Regions from separate parts of the Homo sapiens genome. Here region 2 is linked to region 1. A link is a contact called in ENCODE Hi-C or POLR2A ChIA-PET data. All regions are on one chromosome and are shown on one strand. The core of a region is the stretch at or near the end of the contact, and the rest is flanking DNA. Distances in the headings are between cores, read along the strand shown.

What was found. A loop is a pair of places that touch in the nucleus more often than their neighbours do. ChIA-PET counts read pairs that join two places held with the same protein, here RNA polymerase II (POLR2A). Pooled maps may share reads with other maps.
Region 2: a pooled map shows a loop between it and region 1 (10-fold over the local background). The contact joins the promoter of P3H4 here to the promoter of KCNH4 in region 1. A Hi-C loop is called at or near these places in 2 of 37 single-sample maps with no recorded cell type and 5 of 50 pooled maps. POLR2A ChIA-PET finds 5 or more read pairs at or near these places in 1 of 52 experiments (WTC11).

The regions. Positions count from the first base shown.
Region 1 is chr17:42,178,984-42,186,038 of GRCh38, forward strand. KCNH4 (potassium voltage-gated channel subfamily H member 4) reads right to left here and starts at 2,159. Exons shown (of 17, transcript NM_012285.3): 1 at 1,887-2,159; 2 at 1-43. The coding sequence starts at 1,962. HCRT (hypocretin neuropeptide precursor) reads right to left here and starts at 6,469. Exons shown (of 2, transcript NM_001524.1): 1 at 6,362-6,469; 2 at 5,077-5,545. The coding sequence starts at 6,382. The coding sequence ends at 5,171. RefSeq lists enhancers at 552-1,119, 4,683-4,742, 5,244-6,045 and silencers at 2,069-2,308, 2,315-2,590, 5,173-5,392.
Region 2 is chr17:41,805,569-41,813,198 of GRCh38, forward strand. It overlaps P3H4 (prolyl 3-hydroxylase family member 4 (inactive)), which reads right to left and starts at 6,381. Exons shown (of 8, transcript NM_006455.3): 1 at 5,886-6,381; 2 at 5,564-5,716; 3 at 5,295-5,466; 4 at 4,138-4,266; 5 at 2,291-2,436; 6 at 1,228-1,311. The coding sequence starts at 6,347. It overlaps FKBP10 (FKBP prolyl isomerase 10), which reads left to right and starts at 7,436. Exons shown (of 10, transcript NM_021939.4): 1 at 7,436-7,630. The coding sequence starts at 7,467. RefSeq lists a silencer at 6,011-6,500 and an enhancer at 6,641-6,750.

The DNA.
Region 1 (7,055 bases), core at 909-3,408:
AAGCCCCGTGTGCCCTGTGCGTTGGCCAGCAGGAAGTTGCTGTCTGTGGGAAGAAGAGGTCAAGGTCAGGTCAAGGCTGGGAGGCGAGCTAGCTTCCAGGTGGGCAGCACTTCCTCTAAGTTGGGGTTAGAAGTCACAGAGCCAGAAGCTTCCCAGGTTTCCATGTTGCTCCTGACCCCACTTTGGGATATTCTGAATTGAGAATTGGAGAAGTTGGAGCAAAGAGACAAGGACTTGAGACAGGACTTAAGCAGGGTCTAACGGGGAGTTGGAGAAGGACCCCAGGAGGTCATGCCATCCATCCCCCTGCCTTCCAACTGGTGAGCTGTCACTGTAGAAGGCAGTATAGCATGGTGAGTAAGAGCCTGGGCTCCTGCAACCCTCCACTGCCACTTACTAACTGTGTGACCTTGGGCAAGTTGATGACCTCTTCTGTGCCTAAGCTTTCCTTATTTGCAAAGTAGGGCATAATAGGCCTTCCTCACATGGTCGTTGTGAGAGTTACATGAGTTAACTTGGGGAGAACAAGTCCTAGCACATGGTAAGTGCTACTCTGAGAAGGTGAAATTTTTTCCCCACATTCACTTGGCTTTCTTCCTATTACAGAGTAAGCAGGGCAGAGATTCTGATGACACCACACCCATTTATTGATAGGAAACCAAAAGGCAGAGATTATCCAAACTCACAGATCTCCTTAGTGTGGGGGCAGACAGTGATGAGTGCTGTCTTCCTTCCCTGCCTTCCAGAGAAGGTCCACTTTTTAGCATTCTTGTAGCTGCTTTCAGGGGATCTGCCCCACTGCTCAAAGTCTAATGGGAGAGGGCATTGAGCGTATAGCTCCAGCAACCCCCAGCAGCAGAACCCGAGCTGTCTCCCTCCAGCTCCAATGGGTGGGAGGCCAGGGGGACTCCTGTGGGCCATCCAGGGACAGAGACTCAGCTAAGAGATGGGGCCTGTGACACAACCAGTCCTGGTGCTCTAGGAGGGATGACTGTCTGGGGGCAGGGAGGCTGATGGGGACACTGAAGGTGCCTGGGAGGCACTGGGCTCTGGGCACAGCCTCCTTCTTCCATCCCAGGGCCTGTTGCCCCGGTGATGGGCGCTATGGAAACAAGGTGGTGGGGAAGAGGGTAGGGCCCGGCGGCTCAGTTTCCGCCCTCGGGTACCGCTCCCCCACCATCCAGATCCCGGCCAGGGTTCCCGAGGGAATGGCGGGGTTGGGGGAGGTGAGGGCGGGGAATCTCTGGGTTCCAGAGTGGGAAGAGGGAATGGCGGGAGAAGAGGCGGGGGAGGAGTGATGTGGCTGTCCAAGGTGCTGAACCTGAAACCCAAGCTACGTTGGGCGAGCTGGGAGTTCCCACCGTCGCACAGACCGCTCCCCTCCTCCTGCCTCACCCACCTTAGACACTGACGCCCCACGATTTGGGGGCGCGCGACCTCAATCCAAACTAGGTCCTGCTGAAGTCTGATCTTTTCTCCTTTTTTTCTGGAGGTAGTGGGAGCTGGAGTCTGTGAGTAGACCCCAGAATGCCCGGCCACTTTGCCCCACTTCTGTGTCTCGGATACCCCCATACACGCCCCCAGCACAGCTCTGCCCGAGAGTGGGCGGCTCCGAAGGACCCTCCTCCGCTCTGCCGCACAAAGAGCCTCTTCTGCCTCGAGTCACACCCCCTAACCTTGGCCCCCGTGCTCTCGGCCCTTTCCCCTCCTCCCCTCGCAGGGCACTCCCCGCCCTGTTCCTGCACCGCGGCTTTGGGAGTTCCTAGACCCGCACCTCCATTCTCTCCCCTCGCCTCGGGTCTCACCATGTCCAGGAGATCCGAGACGGCCCCGAGGATACTTGCCCCCCAGCTCGAACCTCAAGCCCCGACCTCCGTCCCACTCACGCGTTCCGTCAAAACGGGTGGCGATGGTGTCCAGGAAGGTGTTTTGCGGGGCCAGCAACCCCTTCATGACCGGCATGGCCCCGGGGCGTGGGTTCAAGGCGCGGCGCTGGGGAGCTTTCAGCGCGGCCGGGCCGGAGGGGGCGCGCTGTCGGAGGGGCCGGGGCGCCCCATGCGCCCTCCTGCCTCCTCCCCTCCCTCTTACTGCCGCTGCCGCTGCCGCTGCCTCTGCTCCGAACCCCGTAGCTCTCGGCTCGGCTCAGCGCCGTTTCGGTCCCCCCCACCTCCCCACGGGCCAGGTTCTTCCCCTCGGGCTCGGCCCGCACCCGCCACGTGGCCCCACACGGGGAGGGGCCGCTAGCGACACCCGCACCCCTCTGGGCAGCCCTCCTCCCAGAGGGGAGCGGCCCACGCGTGTCTCTCGGGGAGAGAATTCGGGGCACGCCCACCGGGAGGGGAGGCCTGAAATGATGGGCGGGGCTTGAATAACAGACCCGCCCTCTTCCAGGCTGGCCACGCCTCCACACGTGGTTCCCTGGCTGCTCCTTGTGGCTCCACCTCGCGGGTTTTCCCGCGCGGCGTCCACGCTGGGCTGGTGTCTGGTTCACAGTGCCGCCTACTGGAGTTGACATATTTCGCAGCACCCACAGGCCAGTAGCTCCAGCGTGAGACAGCAAGGGTTAAGAGGCTAGTTTGCTGGTAGAGAATGGACAATGGGAAGGCTTGAAACCCCAACTCTAGAAAGCACCATTCTTACCTCCTGCCTCAGTTTTCCCAAGACACCCTGGCGAACTCTGCCTACTGAGACACAGCATGGTGGAATGAAAAGAGCTTTGGAGTCCACCAGGTAGAGTCCCAGCTCTAGACACCAATCGTGTGATATCCTCTCCAAGCCCACTTTCCTCATCTGTAAAATGGAGCTGATAATTCTTACCTGATGCAGTTACCGTGAGAATGTAATACCATAATGCATGTCTTTGGTACAAAATAAGTGTCTTGAAGGGCAGTTGCCTGCCTGTTTTCCCTCTTCCTACTGTCTTAATCCTCCTCTCTGCTGCCCTTCAAGTGGAAGAGAGGCTGGAGGCAAGTTTGGGAGAAACTACCTCTGAAAAAGATAGTTTCGAGGTGGGCAGAGTCATGGCTTGCAAATCTCCAAGGATGCACATGTGAACTTTGACCTCTAACTTCTCCAAGATGGAACCAGTACAGCAGCAAGAGGGACCAAAGTGAGACTAGACACAGGACTTTCTCACTACCTATGCAGAAAATTGAGGCAGCTGAGTTCTGTGGCTGAGGGTGGCTGCTTCCCACGACAAAACAGCTGAAGCAGTGAAAGTGGGAACCCTATGGGCAAGGAGGGCAGGCTAAATTCTCCCCACCCTCTGAGCTAGGTATTATCTGGGATGTTAGATTGCTAAGAAGTGCCACATTTTTCTGTGTCTCTACTTTTGTTGTTGTTGTTGTTCTTGTTGTTCTTGTTCTTGTTGTTTTTGAGACGGAGTCTTGCTCTGTTGCCCAGGCTGGAGTGCAGTGGCATGACCTCAGCTCACTGCAACCTCTGCCTCCTGGGTTCAAGCAATTCTCCCGCCTCAGCCTCCTTAGTAGCTGGGATCACAGGCGTGCATTACAATGCCCGGCTAATTTTTGTATTTTTAGTAGAGATGGGGTTTCGCCATGTTTGCCAGGCTGGTCTTGAACTCCTGACCTCAAGTGATCCGCCCGCCTCAGCCTCCCAAAGTGCTGGGATTACAGGCATGAGCCACGGAGCCTAGCCTGTGTCTCTACTTTTGGATGTTATATTAGTTTCCTAGGACTGCCATAACAAAGTACCACAAAGTGAGTGGCTCAAACAACAGAAACCTATTGTCTCACAGTTCTGGATGCTAGAAGTCCAAGCAAGGTCAGGTGAAGAGCGTTGGTTCCTTCTGAAGGCTATGAGGGAGAATCTGTTGCATGCCTCTCCCCTATCTTCTGGGGGTGGGGGTGCTGGCAATTTTTGGTGTTCCTTGGCTTGTAGGAGCCAATCTCTACCTTCATGTTCACATGGGTTCTCCCTGTGTGTGTTTCTGTGTTCCAATTCCCTTTTTTATAAGGACGCCAGTCACAGTGGATTAGAGGCCCACCCTACTCTAGTATGACCTCATCTTAACTAATTGCATCTGGAAGGACCTTATTTCCAAATACAGCCACATTCTGAAGTGCCACGGGTACGGACTTCAACATATGGATTTTGGGAACACCAGTAACAGGTGTCTTTGGCTGGAGTTGCAGTAAAATCTTGTACTGCCCCTGCTTAAGAATGTCCCATGACTCTGTTACCTACAAGATAAAGTGCAAAGCCCGATGATTTGTGAGAGCCTTTGCGAGCTGTGCTGCACTGACTGTAACTGTGTCCCTTCCTGAGCCTCTCCACTCCCCACACCCTATACCCCATGATGCAGCCATTCTGGATGACTCATTGTTGAAGTTCAAATTCCCTGCCTTTTCAGCAGGATTGACTCCCACCCCTTCCTAGCTGGATTCTGCTGCTCTATGCAGCTTGCCTGCCTTCCTTCCTTCCTTCCTTCCTTCCTTCCTTCCTTCCTTCCTTCCTTTCTTTCCTTTCTTTCTTTTCTTTTTTCTTTTTCTTTCTTTTTTTTTTTTTTTTGACAGTGCCTCCTTCTGTTGCCCAGGCTGGAGTGCAGTGGCCCAATTATGGCTCAAACTCAAACTCCTGGGCTCAAGCAATCCTCTCGCCCACCATACCCCGCTAATTAAAAAAACTTTTTGGAGAGATGTCTCACTCACTATGTTGCCTAGGCTCGTCTCGAACTCCTTGCTTCAAGGGATCCTCCTGCTTTGGCCTCCCAAAGTGCTGGGATTACAGGCGTGAGCACCGCGCCCGACCGCTGCAACCTTTCTTGCTTTCCTTCCCCTTCCGCGTCTCTGGGTAAAGTCCCCGCTACAGAATGCCTAGCAGAGCATCGTAGGAGTCCCGCATGGCCCGATCCAAGCATGCACCTGTGCAGTTCTCTCTGTGCCCCAGGGCCTTGCACTGGGAACTCCCCAACCAAGAGTGTTTCCGATTCAACCACGCAAAAGCTAAGGCTGGTGCCCGACAGCCGGGCTTCCAGGCCCAGCTGTCCTCCGCAAGACGCTTTGCCACCCCGGATGGGCAGGACGCGACCGCACAGGAACAGAGACCAGTCACACGAATGGAGACTCGTCTTTATTGCCTTTTTTCTGGGGGCTGACGCTGGGTGGGCAGAGGGCAGAGGCCTGGGCCAGGACAGGGCCCGAAGAACGACTCAGATCCCGGACTGTCCTCCGGGCGCGACGGAGGCGGCGGCCGGGGCGGAACAGCGGCGCCCGAGGCAGGGGCGCGGCGCTGGCTCTGCGCCTGCGCGGCGGCCCATGGTCAGGATGCCCGCGGCGTGGTTGCCGCTGGCCTGCAGGAGGCGCTGCAGCCGACCCTGGAGGCCCGGGGGCCCGGACCTCCGCTTGCCCAGCGTGAGGATGCCGGCCGCGTGATTGCCCGCGCCGTGCAGCAGCTCGTAGAGGCGGCAAGAGCAAGTCTTTTGACGACAGCAGTCGGGCAGGGGCTGTGCAGCCGCCCCGGACGACAACAGCGCGGGCGGCAGCAGCAGCAGCAGCAGCAGTAGCGTCACGGCGGCCCAGGAGACCTAGGGAGACGGAGACAGGGCGCTGGGGGGGTCTTCCCACGGCGCCCGCCACCAGCTCCCACGCCCAGGACCTGCCCCTCTGGCTCCGCGCCCCCTCCAAGCCTGCACTCCTTTCTGGCTGTCACTTAGTTCTCCTTGCTTTGCGCCCTTGCTGGTATCGGCCTACTTTCCCTGCTCCTCCTTCAAGACCCAGCAGAGCATCTCCCCCAGGAAGCCTTTTGAGACCCCCTGGGCAGAGTGAATCCCCCTTTTCTCTGGAGACTTAGGCCACTGTGCCACCACTAGGGCACTTGCCACTCCACCTGAAAACAGGAGTGTCTGTCTGCAGCAGAAGTTGTAAACTTGGGAAAAACCCGGGCCCTACTGAGTCCCCCCAACTTCCTCTCCACAGCAGGGAAACACATGGAAATCAGGAACTAGCAAGACTCCAGAATGCTCTCTCATCTGCCTGCCCCCTTGCAGGAGTGACTGAACTCCGTTGCTTTGAACCAGTTTCCTGCCCTTTCAGAGGGCACAGCTCCCTTACCTGTAAACTGGGTATACTAGAAATAATTTCTACTCTGCAAGGCTGTTGGGAGGATGACAAGAGATGACAGGTGCAAACGGAGCACCTGACACATAGAGCTCAGCAAACACAGGCTCTTAGCAAAACAGCACCCAACCCAATGTGAGCCAAGGCAGGTGCTCCTGCCTCAGAGCACACCCAGGAAAAGACCAAGAGTGGAGACACCTTTGGCCTTTCTTCCAGCCCTCTGAGCAAGCACTCTTTTTGCTTCTCTGGGATGGTGAGTCACCCCTCCATCCCTGGATCTTTACCTTTGTGGAAGGAAGGTTCATGGTGTCTGGCGCTCAGGGTGGGGTAGCCGGGAAAGGAGATGTCTGTGGTGGTTCAAAAAGCCAGGAACCTTGAGGCTGTCAATTGTGACCCACTCCCAGGGGTCTGGGGTTTATAGTGCTCTGAGGTGGCGGGGAATTGACAGGCACTTGCGTCCACACCCAGGCCAGACAAAGGCAAGTCTAAGATTAGCCTGCTGCAGGGGGGCCGTCTCCAGGCTGGGCCCAAGGAATGGCCGCTGCGGCGTTCAGAGGCCAGGGTTGGATCACTGTGCCCCTGATCACCCCCTTGTCTGTCTATCTGCTCCCTGGAGATGGGGCGGTCTCCGGGCACTAATGAGGCCACCTTGCACCCAGGAATCTGGGAGCACAAAAGAGGCGCTGGCCTGGGACAATATGGAGGGAGGCAGCTGCTAATTAGGGGCGGGAGAGAGGCAGACGCGAGACCCCACATTATGTGTGTGGGGGGTGGAGCAGCCAGCAGCAGTCCTCTCCCTCCCCTGCTTCTTGTCGCTGCTCCTGGGGACTGTCAGGCTCCAGGACCTTCTTCCTTCATGGAAAGGCTCCTTAGCTGCCCCCTCCCCCTAGCTTTTTTTCTCCCTTCTGCCCTTTCCACTAGCCTCTGAGATGGAAAACCTTGAAAACTCAGCCTAGACAGTGGGAGGTAAGAAGCCAA
Region 2 (7,630 bases), core at 5,131-7,630, 370 kb before region 1:
TCTGCCTCGGCCTCCCAAATTGCTGGGATTACAGGCATGAGCTACCATACCCGGCCAGATCTTGTGTTATTCTCACCACAACAATGTGAGATGGGCATGATTCTCCCCATTCAATGGATGAAGAAACAGAAGCTTGAGAGGTTGCCTGACACTTGTTTGGAGGCCACCCAACTGGTAAGTAATGGAGCCAGGTCTGGCTAGTTCCTCATCCTGGGTGCTGACGGTGTAGATTCTGCCCTCCTCCTCTGGGGTTGGATGGGTGGGGGCGTGGGGGCATGAACAAAGGAGAGGATACATAAATGAGCACTGAGCAGCAACACCTCAGAGAAATTAAGGCTGTCAAACCCTCACTTGAAATCAATGTTAATAGGGCCGGGTGCGGCTGCTCACGCCTGTAATCCCAGCACTTTGGGAGACCGAGGCAGATAGATCATGAGGTCACGAGGTCGAGACCAGCCTGACCAACACGGTGAAACACTGTCTCTACTAAAAATACAAAAATTAGCCAGGCGTGGTGGTGCACGCCTGTAATCCCAGCTACTCCGGAGGCTGAGGCAGGAGCATCGTGTGAACCCGGGAGGCAGAGGTTTCAGTGAGCTGAGATGACACCACTGCACTCCAGCCTGGGCGGCAGAGCGAGACTCCATCTCAAAAAAAAAAAATAAATAAATAAATAAAATAAATCAATGTAATACAATACGGTCCTTCTGTCCTGAGGTCCTGCATTCATTCATTCACTGGTTCATTCAAACTCAGTTTCTGAGCCCAGGCTCTGTGCAGGATGTGGGAGAACAGGGAATAATGTGGCCCTGTGTCCTGCAGTGCGGTTCTCCTGGATACTGGCTGGAGAAGGGGCCCAGGGCTGAGATGGACGAGGGCTGCAATCACCCAGGTCCAGGCCACAGGTGGCCAGGGAGGCACACAGGTCAGAGTGGGCACTGCTAGCCCAGAACAAAGAGCCAGGGCATGCAGCAAGGGCTTCCTGGAGGAGGCACCATGTGAGCTGGGCCTGGGAGGAACAGGATTGAGACATGTACAAAAGGAGGACATGAGAATACTAAGGCTGGGGAAGGAACGGACAGTCTAGACAAGGAACAGGCAAACCTCTCTTCTTCACGACAGCTGACCACCAGGGGCTGGGGCTGAATTCTGGCACACTGGTGGCCCCAGGAAAAGGTCCAAGGTGTCCCCATCACAGCCCAATCCTGGAAAGCAGGAGGCACTCACCTCATCATCTGACTGCAGGTACATGTGGGTGAACTCCAGCAGCTCCCGCAGCTCGGCGGTCTGGTTGTGGTAGAGCATGGCCTCCTGGAAGGAGGGAAGGACGGGGTGGGGGGTGAGCCATACCCTGTTGCCAGATGGCAAGAAGCCAGGGCTCCTAGGATCTGGGCCCACTGGCCCTCTTCTAGCTCAAGGATCAGAGAATAGGTATCAGCTCACAAGCTCATCAGATCATCGTGGCTGCTTGGAACACTGGGTTAAGGATTCTGAGAGTTTGGTGACAAAGAGTCCCTCAATCGATTAGCAATGTCTGCCACTGACAAGGAAGGCAGGAGTGGCACCATGTGCCCCATATTTGCCAGCCTGGCCCTCAACTCCAACAGATTTCCTCCATTGGTTACCTAGGGTGTTCCTGGGAAAGAGGGACAAAGGTCAGCAGTGAGGGTAATGAAGGTAGGGAGGGGAGCAGGTAGGAGTGGATGTGTACCTTCATACCTCCCTCGTCTGGACACTGCTGGTGAGGTGGCAGTATCACTGCCATTTTGCAGGTGAGGCAATAGATTAGGAAAGGGCCATGGTCTTCCCAGGACCACACAGCAGTGGGGCTGGGCTCTGAAGCCAGGACTCTAACCTCAACTCATATTCTTTCTTTCCATTTCCCATCCTGCCTTCCATGGAAGCCAGGAGTTTATTTTTTATTATTTATTTATTTATTTTTCTTTTGAGACGGAGTCTCGCTCTGTCACCCAGACTGGAGTGCAGTGGCGCGATCTCCGCTCACTGCAAGCTCTGCCTCCCAGGTTCACGCCATTCTCCTGCCTCAGCTTCCCGAGTAGTTGGTACTACAGGCGTCCACCACCATGCCTGGCTAATTTTTTTTTCTTTTCAGTAGAGACGGGGTTTCACCGTGTTAGCCAGGATGGTCCTGATCTCCTGACCTCGTGATCCACCCGCCTCAGCCTCCCAAAGTGCTGGGATTACAGGCATGAGCCACCGCGCCCGGCCGCCAGGAGTTCATTTTTTACAAAGTGCATATCCAGCAAGTGCCCCAGAAAGCAGTGCCCACCTCCCGGGGCTGGAAGTCCTCCTCTTCCAGGCCCCAGCGAGCCCGGTGGAACCGGTAATACACCAGGTTCTGCTGCATGACGCTGTCCTTGGGGTCGAAGAGCATGTAGCTGGCGGCGCTGCGGGCAGCCTGGCGCACATCATTCACTGCAGCAGGACAGGGGTGAGGAATTGCTCTGGCACTTCCCCTTCAGAGTCAACTCCATCTTCCAGTTCAGTCCAGCACCCCTGCTACCCAGCCACCTCCCAGAATACCTAATGGGCTCCTTATCCCACCCAAGCATAATGCCAGCTAGCATGTAGTGGGCACTTACCCTATGCCAGGCCCTGACTAACTCATCTAAGCCTCACTGTTATTGTCTTTTTATTGTTTTTGAAACAGGGTCTCACTCTATCACCCTGGCTAGAGTGCAGTGGTGCAATTATGGTCACCTCAAGCTTGATCTCCCAGGCTTAGGTGATCCTCTCACCTCAGCCTCCTGAGTAGCTGGGATTACAAGCAGGCACCACCACACCCATCTAATTTTTTGTATGTTTTTGTTTGTTTTGAGACAGGGTCTTGTTCTGTCACCCAGGTTGGAGTGCAGTGGTGTGATCTCGGCTCACTACAGCCTCTGCCTCCTGGGCTCAAGCAATCCTCCCACCTCAGTCTCCCCAGTAGCTGGGACTACAGGCACGCGCCACCATGCCTGGCTAACTTTTTGTATTTTTTGTAGACACGGGGTCTTGTCATGTTGCCCAGGTTGGTCTCGAACTCCTGGGCTCAAGCCATCTGCCTGCCTGGGCCTCCCAAAGTGCTGGGATTACAAGTGTGAACCACTGTGCCCAGCCATGCCTACCTATTACTGTCATCCCCATTTTACAGTCAAGAAATCTGAGTCACAGAGAGGTTAGATAAATTGCTCAAGCTCACACAGCTGGAGAATGATGGCTCTAGTGAATTAGAGGCCCTTAGCCTCTCTGCTATGTGTACCCAGGAAGGGTCTCCTGGCCCCTGGGTTCTCAGCCCCTCTGCTCTGACTCCTGGCTCTGTCTGAATCTTGGCATCTCCGAGCTGCAGGAACACTGGAGGCTGTCCATTCCAGCCCCAGTGGATGCCAGGATCTCTCCAGTGAGGAGAGCCACAAGTCCTGGTGCCACTTTTTATTAGTCATAAGACCAACAGCCCCTTGCCCTATAAGCCTCAGTTTCCCCATCTGAAAAATCGGTCCAGTAATGCCAGCTGCATGGTGTTGGTGAAAGGACCACATAAGATAAAGTGACTTATAAACTCTCAAGTGTTGGCCGGTCATGGTGGCTCATGCCTATAATCCCAGCACTTTGGGAGGCTGAGGCAGTGGATCACCTGAGGTCAGGAGTTCAAGACCAGCCTGGCCAACATGGTGAAACCCCGTCTCTACTAAAAATACAAAAACTAGCTGGGTGTGGTGGCAGGCACCTATAATCCCAGCTACTCAGGAGGCTAAGAGAATCACTTGAATCCGGGAGGCAGCGGTTGCAGTGAGCCGAGATCGTGCCCCTGCACTCTAGCCTGGGCAAGAGTGAAACTCCGTTTCAAAAATAAAAATAAACTGTCAAGTGCTCTGCAGTTGTTGGTTGTCTAGTCATTTGCCCAAAAGACCCTCTTCTTCTCCCTGAGGCTGCTGTCTGTTCTCACTCAGAAGCCTCTCACCTGCCCCAGACTCCCAGGGTGCCTTCCCCATATTCCCACCACCCCTAGACTTTCCTCCTATCACCCAGGGTCCTCAATACTGAAGGAAAGCTCCCCACAACTCTGGGAGGCTCCCATACAGTCCTCTCCCTTATCACCTCGTCCCCTGCCCAAGCCAGCCCACCCAGGGGGCTCACACTTATAGTAGGCAAACTGCAGGTAGTGGTACATGGTGGCCACGAACTTGTCCACGAAGTAGCCACCCACATTGGGGGTCAAATTGGCCTCACAGTCCACCTTGCACTGCAGGGACTCTGCAAAGAGATCTGAGGGTGGGAGGCAGCAGTGAGAGGCTGGCATTGCAATGAACATCTCCGTCCCCCCAGTGGAGAAGACTCTAAATCCAATCTCTGCCTACTAAGCCAAGCTGCTTGTCCAGAAAATGTGTTGCTGTTGCAATCACAGGAGAGAATGTCTGTAAAGTGCTTGGCATACTATATGACAAGTGATGGTGAGGAAGATGACTGTGGGCTGGGCTGACTCACCACCCCTGCCACTCAACCACCACCCCAAGCCAGAGGGAGCCAGGGCATTCTGGGAGAGCAGCAGGTGAGGTCCAGAAATGGGGCAGAAGTCCAAACAGAGAAGCTAAAGGACAGTCTTTTTTTTTTTTTTTTTTTTTTGAGACAGAGTCTCGCCCTGTCGACCAGGCTGGAGTGCAGTGGCGCGATCTGGGCTCAATGCAACCTCCGCCTCCCAGGTTCAAGCGATTCTCCTGCCTCAGCCTCCCGAGTAGCTGGGATTACAGGTGCCCGCCACCACGACCAGCTAATTTTTGTACTTTCAGTAGAGACGGGGTTTCACCATGTTGGTCAGGCTGGTCTTGAACTCCTGACCTCGTGATCTGCCTGCCTCGGCCTCCCAGAGTGCTGAGATTACAGGTGTGAGCCACCACACCTGGCCAAGTACAGTCCTTTCTGCCCCTGCTCGAGGGACCCCAGGGTTAGAGATCCCAAGACTAGGTGTAATTTCTGGTTATCAACTGCTTTCTGCACACATCTGCTGGGTTACTTCTCACCGCTGCACCTTTGCATCTGCACTGCCCTCTGCCTGGAAGGCCTATGAACCCAAGCTTCCCAAACCCTTTAGGGATGTCACTGCCTCTACTCACTGATCCAGCCCCTTGGACACTCCCAGCTGGGGCCCCTGCACCCAGCGTCTTTCTCAACAGACAAGGCCTTCCTCCCGGCTGGCTCCTCCGCATTCGCAGTGCTCCACGTGCATGAAGGGGACATCTGCCTTACCGGGCCCTGTGGGTGAGAGGACCGCCCACCGTGGTCTGGGTGGCAGATACCTGCTATGGCCGGGTAGAAGTCCTTGAAGTCCACCTGCTCATGGGCCCCTTCACAGCCGGCCAGGCACCGGGCAAAGACTGCCAGGTACTCTGACAAGGCCCGCTCCATGTCCTCCGTGCTGCTGCGGAAATCCCCGCTGTTGTAGAGCTTCACAGCCCGGAGGAACACGGCCTGGAAGGGGCGTGGCAGGGGGAGTCAGGGCGCCCCCAACATCTCCCCTCCTCTACTAGCCCTCCTCTACAAGCCTCCTCCTGACCCTCCACCCCACCTCGTAGGGCTGGGCCTCTAGGTCCGTGAGGGACTCGTCGGCGACGTCCAGCATCCCCTGATAGTAGTTGAGATACTTGGCGGTCAGCTCGTGCTTCGGGTTCCTCTGGAGGAAGGTGTAGGCCGCCGCCACCGCCTTCTCCAGCCGGTTAGCCTGGTCGGGGGGTAGGGGGTGGGGGAGCGGGTCAGCAAGACCGGAGCTCGCGGCCCCGAGCGCACGGCGGGCTTCGTGCCTTGGGTGAAGATAACGCTCCTTCGACCGATCTGTGGGGAGCCACGACGCCCAGCCCGAGACAGGTCCCCGGGTGGGGGCGGGCTCCCACCTTGAACAGCGCGTAGTGCAGGTACTGGTAGGGCAGGCGGCTCTGGAAGTCACGCAGCAGCTGCCGCGGCGGGTAGGGCACCTGGAAGGCGGGCAGCGTCCGCTTGCAGCGCCGCAGGCAGGCGGCTCGCTCCAGGACGCGGCCGAAGAGCCGCAGCTCGCAGGCCCACTCGTCTGCGCGGCCGCCGTCGGGATCGGGCTTGGCCGCGGGCGCGGGGCCGCTGCAGTTGGCGTGGCAGAAGGCCTCGCTGTCGCGCAGGAGCCGGTGCAGCCGCAGCGCCGCCTCCAGGTAGCGCGCGCTCTCGCGCCAGCTCTCTCCCTCGTACTGCTCCAGAGCGTGCCCGTACGCCGCGGCCAGCGGCATCAGGTCCTCGGGCGGGAAGCCCCGGAAGCTGTACTTCTCGTACTGCGCCCCGGCGCTGCCCAGCAGCAACCACAGCAGCCCCCACGCCACCCGAGCCATGCCCGCCGCGCCGCCGGCTCTCCGGAGCTGAGCTGGCTGCCCCGCGGACGGAAGGGGACAGGGCCGGGCCCCGGGCGGGCGGCGCGCCCGCTGGGTCTTAGCGCCGGGCACGAGGCGGCAAGGTGGGGCGGGGCCTGGGTCACGACGTCTCCCCTCTTTTCCCAGAGGGTCCGATAGTGTCGTTAAGTCCTCTCCGTCGGCCCGGGCTCCTGCCTTGGGGGTGTCCCCTAGGTAGAGAATGCGTCGGGGAGCGCTTCCCGCCAGAGATGGGAAGCCCAGGAAGCCCCTCCCCATGCAAACAGTGCCCCCGCCTGAGATCAGGACACTGAGTGAGGGCCGCCTCCTCTGCGCTGCCCATACGAGAAGGAAGCCCTGGAGCCGGGCCTTCCGTCGCTGCGCCCTCCTGCACCCTCCGAGTGTCTCCCCCGCCCACGTCGGAGGCACACACCTGCTGTCACCTGCACACCTTGCGCTGCCACCACCCCCCACTCCATCTCCGTGCCCGTCACATCCCAAGTCACAAAGTCCTTCTTTCAGTCCAGCTTTTGCGGGACCAAGCTGCTCTTCCCTGGAGATGCCTTCCCTTGGAGTACAGCTGGGGTCACGGATGAGCACGGAGATGCCTCTCACACTCCGCGGCTTCACCACCCACCTGGAGGGGACTAGAATTCGAAGTGCCCGCGAAAGAAGCAAGGTTCATCTCCGCCCGGCTTTAGGACCCGGGGGCTCCGGAAAAAGTCATTGAACTTTTTTTTTTTTTTTTCCTTTGGTGTCCACTCAGAGTTCTCATCTTTCCCGAGCCTCTCTCCCTGGCCAGGCCCCAGGTCTCGCAGCCAGGGATGGAGATGGGGGGAGGGGGAACCTAGAGTTCTTTGTAGTGCCTCCCTCAGACTCTAACACACTCAGCCTGGCCCCCTCCTCCTATTGCAACCCCCTCCCCCGCTCCTCCCGGCCAGGCCAGCTCAGTCTTCCCAGCCCCCATTCCACGTGGACCAGCCAGGGCGGGGGTAGGGAAAGAGGACAGGAAGAGGGGGAGCCAGTTCTGGGAGGCGGGGGGAAGGAGGTTGGTGGCGACTCCCTCGCTCGCCCTCACTGCCGGCGGTCCCAACTCCAGGCACCATGTTCCCCGCGGGCCCCCCCAGCCACAGCCTCCTCCGGCTCCCCCTGCTGCAGTTGCTGCTACTGGTGGTGCAGGCCGTGGGGAGGGGGCTGGGCCGCGCCAGCCCGGCCGGGGGCCCCCTGGAAGATGTGGTCATCGAGAGGTACCACATCCCCAGGGCCTG